Regions from separate parts of the Homo sapiens genome. Here region 1 is linked to region 2. The links are chromatin contacts, found by Hi-C or POLR2A ChIA-PET in ENCODE. All regions are on one chromosome and are shown on one strand. The core of a region is the stretch at or near the end of the contact, and the rest is flanking DNA. Distances in the headings are between cores, read along the strand shown.

Region 1 (6,322 bases), core at 2,595-5,094, 45 kb before region 2:
ATTATAGGACATTCTGCAACTTATTTTCAAATGGTTCATATACATAAATAAAGATTTTTCATAGTCTCAGTGTTGACAAGGGCAAACAATTAGAAATAACTTAAATATCCACCCACAGGAGAATATGATGAGTAAATGAACAGTGATTACTTACACAATATAAAATAACAGCTATAAACATGAGTGAGTTACAGCTATACAGATCCCCACAGAAGAATCTCACAAACAGCCCAGGCACGGTGGCTCATGCCTGTAATCCCAGCACTTTGTAAGGCCAAGGTGGGTGGATCACCTGAGGTCAGGAGTTCGAGACCAGCTTGGCCAACATGGTGAAACTCCGTCCCTACTAAAAATACAAAAATTAGCCAGGCATGGTGGCACATGTCTGTAATCTCAGCTACTCGGGAGGCTGAGGCAGGAGAATAGCTTGAACCTGGGAGGCAGAGGTTGCAGTGCAGTGAGCAGACATGGCACCACTGCACTCCAGCCTGGGCGACAGAGCGAGACTCCTTCTCAAAAACAAAACCAGAAGAATGTCACAAACACAAGCAGAAAGCCAACTTGCAGAGGATTTCATGTGTTATGATGCATTCATTTATTAAAGTTTAAACATACTAGACAGTGTTTGAGGATGCATACATTTGTGGTGAATGTTGAAATGAATGCATGGGAACGGTGAATAGCAGATTCAAGATAATGTTCAGCTCTAGGGAACATGAGCAGGCAGACATGGTCCTGGAGGCATTCACAGGGGGTTTCAACTGCATTGCTTTAAGGTGTTACATTTTTAAGCTTGATGGTGGATACATGAGTGTAGATAAAATTATTATTTATGCTATTCTATAATTTTAACAATTATACCACAGATAATCACTACTACATTTGATGTATGTCTTTACAGTGTAAAATACACAGACATCACATATATATGTGTGCCATAACAAATCTGCCTTCTTAAAAGAAGTCTGTGTTTTAAATTTATCCTTTTATGCTCAAGAGTCTTGTTCTTGGCTGATTCCTGGACTAGAAGCCTATTAAATGCAACTGATAGCTGTCCGTGGCATAAATTAATAAGCAAACATTGGGTGTTTCATTTTTGTGTAATTGCTTACCAGGGCAGGGCTGGGCAAATGTGGAAGATCAGTTGGATATCTGAAAACACTATATGAAATGATATTCCACCTGGCACACTTTCGTCTAAAGAGTGTCTGGTTAGTTGAAGCAGAGTAACAGCATTTCATGTTCATTTCAGATTTTCTTCTGGGAAATTCAGCCCATTCAATTTAAGTAACTGGCTGCTGTATTCAACCTGCATCTACATCACATTGAATTTACTAAAATATATGTTTATAATGGACCTCATTTTATGCCAATGTACACAAAGTAGACTTCAATTTGTATCACAGCTGGGTTTAGGAGAAGCTGCATAAAAACTGAACTTTTATAAATTTAATGCCTTCTCCCCATTGATTTACATTACAATGTCAGATGCTTTGATTTCCTTTTTGAAGCTTTTTAGTAAAAGGTGAAAAGAGTGACACATTAGCAACAAAAATCTCTTTAAATGGCTAATGATCCATCAGAAGCTTTTCAATTGCTTTAGGTTCACTTTTAATGGAATCCTTTTCTAATATGTGTATTTATAGCTCCTATTCTCAAGACCCAGTCATCAAACCCTTCCACGTGTGAATAATTATCCATCTAATTACAATCACGTAATCCTGTTATCAGCCAGACTTGTTCTCATGTTATCGTTGATAAAGTGCCCATGAAGGTGATGTGAGGAGCCAAGCTCTTTGTGTCCTTCTGTGTGCCCAGGAGATGGGCAGAAAAATATGCAATTTCTCATGTTTTCAGTTTATGTTTTACCATGAGTTTGAAGGAATCTTCCTTGTGAAGCCTCAGTCTTTGCAATGATGGTTTACATTCTGAGCATCCTGTGGAAGGAACAGACTGTTCCAGCACCAGGAGGGGATCCGTCCAACCCGGGCAGAAGGATGGTGAATAAGGAATGTCAAGGAGCAGATTCCTACCCTTGAAGGAAGATTCACTTGAAAGTAATTTACTAAGGGGTAGGCCTCAGGAAAACCCAGGGAGTGAGGAATTGGGACTGGGAAGGGAAGGAGGCCAGGCGAGAGTGCAGAGTGGAGCTGCAGTGTGGCTCCTGCTTCCCCAACCACCTGTCATGATGAAGATCTGCCCTCGGGGGCTGTGATGGTTACTTTTATGTGCCAACTTGGCTGGGTCGCAGGTTGTCTGGATGTTTAGTCAAACATTCTGAGTGTTTCTGTGATAGGGTGTTTTTAGATGAGATTAACATTTAAATCAGTAAGGCTGATTGACCTCTGCAATGTGGGTGGGCCTTGTCCAATCCGCTCAAGGCCTGAATAGAACAATAATGTGGAACGTCCTCCAATTAAGAGGGAATTTCTCCTTCCCGACTACCTTCAAGTTGGGACATCAACTTGCTTCTTGCCTTTGGACTTGGACTGAAACATTGGCTCTTGAGCCTGGCAGCTTTAGGACTGGAACCAACCATGGGATCTCCTGGCTTGCCAATGCAGATCTTGGGACTTGTCAGCCTTCATGATCATGAGGCAATCCCTTATAATAAATCGATTTCTCTCTCTCATATATATATATGTACACACACATATATATGTATACACACACATGCATACATACATATACGTATATATACACACACGCATATGTATACATGTATATATGTAATCCCATAAGTTCTGTTTCTCTGGGGAACTCTAATATAGGTAAATACGTCCCCTGATCCCTGGCACTTCCAGGCTGCTGCATGTGGTCCAGGGAGGCTCCAGCAGCCTGGGACAGCCCTGCAACAGAGAAGCAAGAAGATGCTGGCTGTCTCCCCACAGAGAAGGCACGCAGAGGACAGGGGCACAGGAAGAAGGAGGGGCACCGAGGGAATGTGTGGAGGCACGGGTCTGCTACACACGTAGTAACTCACTAACCTTACACCAAATCAGGACGCAGATACTACAGTTATCCCCGTTTCATAGATGAGGAACCCGAGCATGAGGAGAGTCAGCAAGCCGTGGAGCTAACTCAGATCTTGACCGCTGCTTTGGAGGAAAGTTGTGAAATATCCTGCTGGGCTAGAGGTAAAGGGAGGAATAAGCAGTCATCAACACCCCTACGAGGCTGAGTTAATTCAAGGAGTCGAGCAAAAGAGGCAAGGGGAGGGGTAGCTGACAGCTGGGGGCAGAGGAGAAATGCTTGGACAGGGGATGCCGGGGAGAGCGGAGGACTCTGTCGCGCTGACCAGGGCATTCCCCAGCGTGGACTGCAGAAGGACTGCAGCAGAGACGATCTCTGCAGACAGGTCCTTTTCCTCACTGCCCTCAAACACCCAGCGTGGGCTGCTGCCCGCCGGGCCTAGGCTGGAACCAACCACAGGCTTCTCCGAGGACGCGAGGGTCTCAGCCGGCGGCGTTCCCGGCGTGGCCGCGAGAGGGCGCGCCAGCCTCGGGCACCGCCGGGGTCGCGTCCTCCGCGGGAAGCCTGGCAGCCGCGCGTCCACTCCAGGCTGCCTTGGGGAGGGGGTGCCCCGGGGCATTTCCTCAGAGCCCTCCAGCTCCGCCTCACTTTAGAGCACCGCCGCCCCTTTCTGCCCCCTTTCCCAGGTGGCAGCGTATGGGCGCGATTTAGACGGTATGGGACGTTGCCCTGCCCGCCACCCCCTGCCCTCATAGCCTAGTGCAAAGTCTGAAAAAGAAACTGGCCTTGGTGGGTCCTGAAAGATTGCAAATCTGGATAAGTAAACAAAATCTGAAGGCAGCCTCTTAAGTTTAAACCTGGGCCTTGCTTCTGTTTGCTTTGGCTTGAAAACGTTTGGGGGTGGGGCTAGGCGTCAAGATGGAGTGACTGTACCAGCATACCACATTAAAGGGACTGTGCGGTTCCTCCACACAACGGGAGGGTCCTTCCGCACGGAATACAACACCCCCACTATCGAAAGCAAGCCCCTCTTGAGGGCCACCTCCTCCAGGAAGCCCCCGCCCGCAGGAGGACCCTCTGAATGTTGGCATTACTGGCCTGCCCACTGGTCCCTCTGCCCATCCCAGGAGCAACGCCCTGGGAATGCCCCTGGCAGGGGCCAGTTCCTGTCTGTACCCGAGACCCTGAGCTCTTGCAAATTAGAGATGGTTATTCTTTCCCTACTAGGAATTGTAGGCTGGAGTCTACATAGAGTAAGAGAAGAAGGCCAATCACCGACCTGGAATTCCTAGCACCCCTTTGACCCGGCCTTCAGGTCAGAGCTGGCTGCGGGTAGATGGGCCATGGGGGAGATGGGCTTGAAACAATAATGCATAGGCCGTGGGGAAAAGGGAGAGAGAAATTAATGTCCCTTCCAGGTACTCTCCTGGACTGTAGAATGAATGTCTACAGAAGAGTATATGGTCTTATGGGGAAACTGAAGTCCAGAAAGGAGAATATTCCCAGCCAGGATCACACAAGCAATCAAACACCATTCAGATACAGTTAAATCGACTGGACCAACAATCCAAAGGTTTCCGTCCTGGAAGCTGTGTTGCTTTGGGCAACTTGTTTACACCACGGAGGCCTTCATTTCTGAATGTGTGAAACGGTGAAGTTCTGCGGTGTGCAGTGTAAAATGGGGCGGGTGTGTGTGTGCAAAAGCAACAACCCAGGTGTGCAGACCTGCCTCTGCCAGAGTGACCCTTCCCCTAACAGCATCTAACCCAAGAATGGGAGAATTGCTTGCTATGGAGAAATCTAAATATCACACATCAAACCCATAGGAAACATTAGAAAATATATAGTCATCTGCCTTGAAGGGCAGATACGTGAACTTTTTAACCCAGAGCAGTTGCTACCCAGCTAGCTTTGAAATTTACTGCTTTTGGTCAAAATATGCTCTTCAGCTAGTGCTTTCTTCTAGCTGGTTGTCTTCCTGCCTGCCCTGTGTCATAAAAAATGGGGGGCCCTTACTGCTTTATCAAGGGGAAGTCAAGACTGGGACTTCTAGTCCACAAGAAGAGAGGCACCACTGCTGCCTTCGCACAGGTTAACTTGGAAGACAAAGGAGCTTTGGCTAAGCTGGTGGAAACTATCAGGACCAATTACAGCGACAGATACGATGAGATCTGCTGTCACTGGGGAGGTAATGTCCTGGGTCCCAAGTCTGTGGCTCGCATCACCAAGCTAAAAAAGGCGAAGGCTAAAGAACTTGCGACTAAACTGGGTTAAATGTACGCTGTTGAGTTTTCTGTACATAAAAATAATTAAAATAATAGAAATTTTCCTTAAAAAAAGAAAATATATGGTCATCTCAATAAATCCTGAGCATAATCAATTACAACTCAGTCATCATTACTGAGAGGAAACTCATTGTAAACCAGGAGCAGAGGACCACTGCCTAGGACCATCAATGTACTTATACTGACTATTATAACAGCATTCTACTATAATCACAGTGAATGCCATTCCTGACATTTAAACAATAAAGGCATTGCTTTAGTCCCTTCGGGCTGCGATAATGAAATACCATCAACTGGGTAGCTTGTAAACAACAGAAATTTATTTCTTTCAGTTCTGAAGCCTGCAAAGTCCAAGATCAAGGCACTGGCAGATTCGGTGTCTGACAAGGAAGTCTCCTCCTTCCCCATGGATGGTACCTTCTTGCTGTGTCCTCTCATGTGGCAGGGGATAGCCGGCTCTCTGGGGTCTCTTTTATAAGAGCACTTATCCCAATCATGAGGGCTCCTCATGACCTAAGTATCTCCCAAAGGCCCCATCTCCTAATACTATCACCTTGGGGGTTAGGATTTCAACATTTAGATCACAGCAGGCATTCTCACTAAAACAAAAACCAGAAGGCAGAGTACTCTTTTAATTTGAAAATTTGGGAGTTCTGGTCATTTTAATAAGAAATGTTAGGAATAATATTTTTTAACACTTGGAAAAGAAGAGGATTTTTTAAAAAACACTGTCATTATTTGAAGATGTTATAATTTAACACAAGAAACGAAAAAAATCAATTGCAAATGCCGTGTTAAAAATGAGATTGTAAATTAGGTGGTTGGATACAAAAGCAATATCTTAGAAAAGTGTTTTTCTATGTGCCAACAATTATAACCTGGAAAGTAGAAAGGAAAATCTTCATTTGTAACAATAACAAAGTATGAAAAGCCTAAGCAAAAATGTAACCAAAAATGAGTAGGAACTCCAATTCTTTTTTAATGAAAAGTTTCACTGAGAAACTAGCTTGAAAAAAAAAACTTTAATAAGTACAACATCAAATTATGGTCCTGGTTAGGAAACC
Region 2 (6,029 bases), core at 680-3,179:
TCTTGGAATCCTGTTTAGCTGCCATGTGAGCATGCTTGCACTAGCCTACAGGGGCAGAGACAAGTCAGCTCAGCTGTTCCACCTAAGGCTCCGGACTTGTGTAAGAACCCAGTCAAGATGAGCACATCTGATGTGCATCTGACTACACATGCCACAGAGACCTCATGCAAGTCTAGAACCACCCAGCTGAGCCCAGCCAAAATTGCTGATCCACAGAATTATGAGCCAAATACATGTTTATTCTTTTAATCTAGTAGGTTTGGGGTAGTTTGCTACACAGCAATAGAACTGATACAGTGATCCTGGGAAGGTTAACTAGCTATTTTGAGCCTCAGTTTCTCCTAGGTGAAATGCAGATGATAATAGTGCCTACTTCATAGAGTTATTGTGAGGATGTAATGAAATAAAGCCTAAAATTATTGAAAATATTATTTGGTAACTACTAAGGGCTTAATAAATGTTGTTGCTATTATTACTAGATTGAGGCATAAGGGTGGTTATAGGATATGGTTTGGAGACATAAGAGGGCTCTTGAAATCCCCCCACATGCATTATTTCAAGATTCAGCAGGAAAATGGCTTAGTGAATATATCTACAGGGAACAGGAGCTGGGTAGGAAGCCAGCCCAGCTTTGTAATGAGTATCCCCTTATTTACAAAGTTTGCAAATCTGAGTTTCTACATTTCAAGTTTTCTGAAAACTGGACTTGCCTGCACTAACTACTATTTCTATGTTCTCAATATAGAAGCTGAATGAAGCTGTTCTTTTGTAAAGACTTTAGAAACTCCAGCTCTCTATGAGTCAGTAAAAACCCCTTTTAAAAAAGAATCTGCAGGCTGTTTAGGTACTAATTGTCCCTGGACTATTTTTAATAAACCATTTTTGTTCAGCTTATCATTCTCCATCTACTGATACCTCTGCACAGGTAAAATGTAGTACAATTTATCTTACCAGACTAAAATATGATCCATCTAGCACTGAATGGGTTTTAATCCAAAGCAAGTAATTAATTGTCATAGCCTAGTAATTACCAAGCAGGGATAGGATTATATAAAAATGGCTCTTGGATGGGATCATGATTCTGTCCAATTTTAAAATTCTTTTTGGTCTTATCCTCTGATTTATGAGCCAGCTCTAAAAGGCTGAAGCAGGATTTGGTGCCAGTCCTTGTCCAAGTGAAGTCTCACCCTCCATTTAGGTAATTAATGGAGGCCACTAAAACTCAGATCTCGTTAGGCTTCTTTATAATCAATTGCTTCCAGGATTAAAATTGAGACTCTTGATTGGGGAACTTGAAGCAGATCCAGCAGCCTCAGCTTTCTGATTGCAGTTTTTAAAGCTTCAGCCATTTGAACTTGACAAATAAGATTTGTACCAAGCACCCCAGGGATGTGGAGGCCAGCAAGGTGGCCAAGGTCAGAGGATTGGCAATAGATTCAGAACCATGATGTAGTTCCTAGCAATGGGATTTCTGCAAACACTTATGTGCATTTTCCTATATGGCCATGTCATATCTTTCTCATTTAAATAAGGCAAACTCAAATTGTGAGGTCTGTGCCTTTTCCATTAGATTTCTTATTCTGAAATTTTTATGATTCTAAAACTTTTATCTTACAAAAGATTCACTAAGGTATTTTTCCAAAAATGCATATTACTAGCTGTATGTTTGATTTGGTAGGTCTGAGGTGGGGATGTAGAATTTGAGTTTTTAACAAGGTCCTCAGGTGATTCTTATGCTGGTTCTCCAAGGACCACTCTGTGAAGACATTGCCACAGTGATGAATTTCTAAAGGTTCTGTGTGTCTATGAGAAGAGCGGAGGATGAGGTTGTTATCTCTGCATGTTATTTCTGAGTTGTTATCACTGCCCACACAGTGATCACAGTAAAGTCCTGCATTCAGTGGTATCCAATAAAAGTGACTCATTATTACTCACTGTGCTAGAGTTCATACTCCACCAGATGGAATTCAAGTAGCCATTAATTTATGCCATAAAAAGTTGGGAATGTATTAGTACACAGACAAATGTTTGTTCTTTTAAAAGAGCAATAAAATTGATAAACGCTAAGCAATAGCAATAATAAGCAAGAAAAAAAGAGAGACGGCACAAATACCAATATTAGGAGTTAAAAAAATTTGATGCTGCTACAAATCTATCAGATATGTATTAATCATGCCTTTTTATTTTCTAACATTTTGGCATCTGGGGCCTTGCTGATCTTAGAGAGCCTTCCCATCTCAGAGACTTCCCTCTCTTAGGGCTGATCCTGAATAGACTTTTCCTCTTAGGGCTACCCAATTCCTAGACATAGTGAAGAACTTACCTGCAAGGGTTCCTTTCATATGCAAATAAACCAGTTCAACAACCCCCTTTGTTGAGCTCTCACATGCCTTGCCATTATTTCCCTGCTCCAATCACCCCAGGTCCAGGTTTCTGACAACCAGGGGCGGCCCTTCTCCCTAGAGCCTGCTGAAATTATTCCAATTAGCCAATCATAAACCTACTTAGCACACTTACCCTGCCTTGGCATCTCTTTCCACATACACACACATGCACACACACATACACACACACAAACACATACACACACACACACACAACCAACACAATACTCTTGCCCATGTTTCCCCCTCACTCCCTCTGCTCCTGACTGACCCTGCTGCTTCCCCATGTATTTCTCTGTGGCATGCTGTGCCTTCTGCTTCTATGGAACTGTAGATATTAATACAAAAATCTTCCTTCATGATAGTCATTTCTGTGCCCATGTATTTTATCACACATGATTAAAACAAATCTAATGGACATTTTACAACACATCAAATCAACAATGGATAGAACATCCAGACAGAAAATCAATGAGGAAACATCAGACTTGAACCACACTATACACCAAATGGACCTAATGGATATATGTAGAGCAAGCTTGTCCAACCCGTGGCCCACAGGCCACATGCAGCCCAGGATGGCTTTGAATGCAGCCCAACACAAATTCATAAACTTTCTTAAAACATTATGAGATCTGTCACAATTTTTTTCTTAGCTCAACAGCTATTGTTATTGTTAGTGTATTTTATGTGTGGCCCAAGACAATTATTCTTTCAATGTGGCACAGCGAAGCCAAAAGATTGGACTCCCTTGATGTAGTACATTCTACCAAACTGCAGAGGAATACACATTCTTCTCAAGCACATACGGAACATTCTTTGGGATAGATCACATATGAGACCACAAAATAAGTCTTCACATATTTAAGATTTAAATCATATCAAATATCTTCTCTGACCACAATGGTATGAAATCAGAAATTAACAACAGAAGGTAAATTAGAAAATTCACAAAAATGTGGAAATTTAACAATGCACTCCTGAACATTCGATGAGTCAGAGGAGAAATCAAGACATACCTTGAGAGAAACAAAATGAAAACAATACATACTAAAACTATGGAGTACAGCAAAAACAGTAATGAGAGGGAAGTTCATAGTGAAAAATGCCTGCCTTAAAAAAGAAGAAAGGTCTCAAATAAACAACCTAACTTTACACCTCAGGGAATTCGAGAAAGACGAACAAACTAAACCCAAAGTTAGTGAAAGTTAGTAAAGATTAGAGCAGAAATAAATAAAATGGGAACTAGAAAAACAATAGAAAAAAATCAACAAAACTAAGAATTAGTTTTCTGAAATGATAAATAGAATTGGCAAAACCCTTGACTGACTTAACTAACAAAAAAGGAAAGAAGACTCAGATAAATAAAATTAGGAATGAAAATGGAAACACTACAGTTGACACCACATGAATAAAAAGGATCATAAGAGACTACTATGAACAATTATACATCAAGAAATTGCATAACGTAGTAGAAATGGAGAAATTCCTATAAACATACAACCTACCAAGACTGAATCATGGAGAAACAGAAAATCTAAACAGACCAATAATGAGTAAGGAGATTGAATCAGCAATCAAAAACTTCCCAAGAAAGAAAAGCCCAGGACTAGATGATGTCATTGGTGAATTCTATCAAGCACTTAAAGAGGAATTAATGCCATTTTTTCTCAAACTCTTCCGAAAAATTGAAGAGGAGCAAATACTTCCAACTTCATTTTATGAGGTTGGTATTACCCAGATACCAAGGCCAGACAAAGACACTACAAGAAAAGAAAACTACAGGTCACTATTTCCGATGAGTAAAGATACAAAAATTCCCAACAAAATATTAGCAAATTAAATGCAACAACACAGTGAAAAGATCACATGCCGTGATCAAGTGTGGTTTATCCCTGAGATGCAGGGATATTTTAACATACGCAAATCAATACATGTGACACACCAGATTAACAGAATGAAAGATAAAAATCACATGATCATCTCAATAGATACAGAGAAAGCATTTGATAAAATTCCACATCCTTCATGATAAAGACACTCAACCAACTAGGTTTAGCAGGAATGTATTTCAACATAATAAAGGCCACTTATGACAATCCCCCAGGTAACATCTTAATCAATGTTAGAATGGCTCTTATTTAAATTAAAGATAACACGTGTTGGCAAGGATATGGAGAAATCAGAACTCTTGTACACTGTTGGTAGAAATGTGAAATGCAGTCACTATGGAAAACAGTATGGAGCCTTCACAAAGAAATTAAAAATGGAACTAGCATGTTATCCAGCAATCCCATTCCCGGGTATACATCCATAATAATTGGAGTCAGAATCTCAAAGACATATCTGCATTCTCATGTTCATTGTAGCATTATGTACAACAGCCAAGGCATTTGTGTTGGGAAACTACCCAATTGTCTACTGACAGATAAATGGATAAAGAAAATGTGGCACTGTATATATAATGGAATATTATTCAGCCTTAAACACGAAGGAAATTTGTTAACAACATGGGTAGACCTGGAAGACATTATGCAAAGTAAAATAAGCTAGTCAAAAAATAACAAATATTGCATAATTTTATTTATATGAGAAATCTAAAATAGTCAAACTTTTAGAAGCCGAAAATAGAATGGTGGTTGCCAGGGAAGGAGAGAAGGGGGAGATGGAGAGTTGTTGCTCAGTGGGTATAAAGTCACCATTATACAAGATGAATAAATTCTAGAGATCTGCTGTACAACATTGTGCCTGTGGTTAATAATACAGTGTTTTCACTTAAACATTGAGGAGAGTAGATCTCATGATACATGATCACACACACACACACACACACACACACACACACACTAAAGCACAGAGACACAAGGAACTTCAGGGGTTGATGGGTATATTTATTACCTTGATTGTGGTGATGGTGGTATGGGTGCGTATATGTGTCCAAACTCATCAAATTGTATACATTAAGTATATGCAGTTTTTGTGTATATCAATTATACCTCAATAAAGCTGTAAAAAGATAAGAGGATATTATGAGCAACTTTATGCTAATAAATTTGAAAATAGAGATGACATGGATAAATCCAAGAAAACCACAATTTATGAAAATTGATAAAAAATAGAAAAAAATCTCAGTATCATACATCTGTTTAAAGAAGGTGAATGTGTGATTTTAAAAATCTTCCAAAAAGAAAATTTCAGGTCCAGTCCAGATGGCTTTCTTTACTCTTGAATTCTTCCTATTTTTTAACTTTTTATAAATTTTAAGCAGGTCTACTTAATTTTCTATCATCATTACTTTAGTTCATTATATTTAGGAAAATAGAGCATTAAAGCAAAATTGTATTGTAAATTAAACATTAGTGAACCTAATAAATTGTTGACTTTATATTTTTTATAACAGATATATAATTTAAATAAATGTGTAAGATTTTTTCATAGATTGAAATTGTTTACTCTTCAATGAGTAAAATATAGTTTCAATTTTAATATGAATAAGAAAATATGATGAAAAAATTGTTTTGATACAAAAGAAGACAAAGACATTATGGAGAGAAAGAAAAGAGAACAATCTCTCCTGTGAACATAGATGCCAGTTCTGGGTGGCACCCAGCACCCATGAGGATGTATCTTCAGTGGCTCCAGGTA

What was found. Hi-C counts contacts between places; a loop is a spot of excess contacts on that map. ChIA-PET counts read pairs that join two places held with the same protein, here RNA polymerase II (POLR2A). Pooled maps may share reads with other maps.
Region 1: a loop to region 2 is called in a map of PC-3, with 2.3 times the contacts of the local background. The contact joins two enhancer-like sites. A Hi-C loop is called at or near these places in 3 of 168 maps with a recorded cell type or tissue (DLD1, PC-3 and endothelial cell of hepatic sinusoid) and 1 of 50 pooled maps. POLR2A ChIA-PET finds 5 or more read pairs at or near these places in 2 of 52 experiments (PC-3 and activated T-cell).

What each region holds. Positions count from the first base shown.
Region 1 is chr20:4,589,918-4,596,239 of GRCh38, reverse strand. It overlaps the pseudogene RPL7AP12. Among named protein-coding and RNA genes, the nearest start is that of PRNP, 93 kb to the left of the region's middle. RefSeq lists a silencer at 3,378-3,527. Within about 2 kb of position 3,844, at least 5 of the 41 ENCODE cell types and tissues checked have a DNase peak (open chromatin) inside an H3K27ac peak, as active enhancers do; they include PC-3, where a contact is called at or near this core.
Region 2 is chr20:4,542,856-4,548,884 of GRCh38, reverse strand. No RefSeq gene overlaps it. Among named protein-coding and RNA genes, the nearest start is that of PRNP, 140 kb to the left of the region's middle. RefSeq lists an enhancer at 1,893-2,634. Within about 2 kb of position 1,929, at least 5 of the 41 ENCODE cell types and tissues checked have a DNase peak (open chromatin) inside an H3K27ac peak, as active enhancers do; they include PC-3, where a contact is called at or near this core.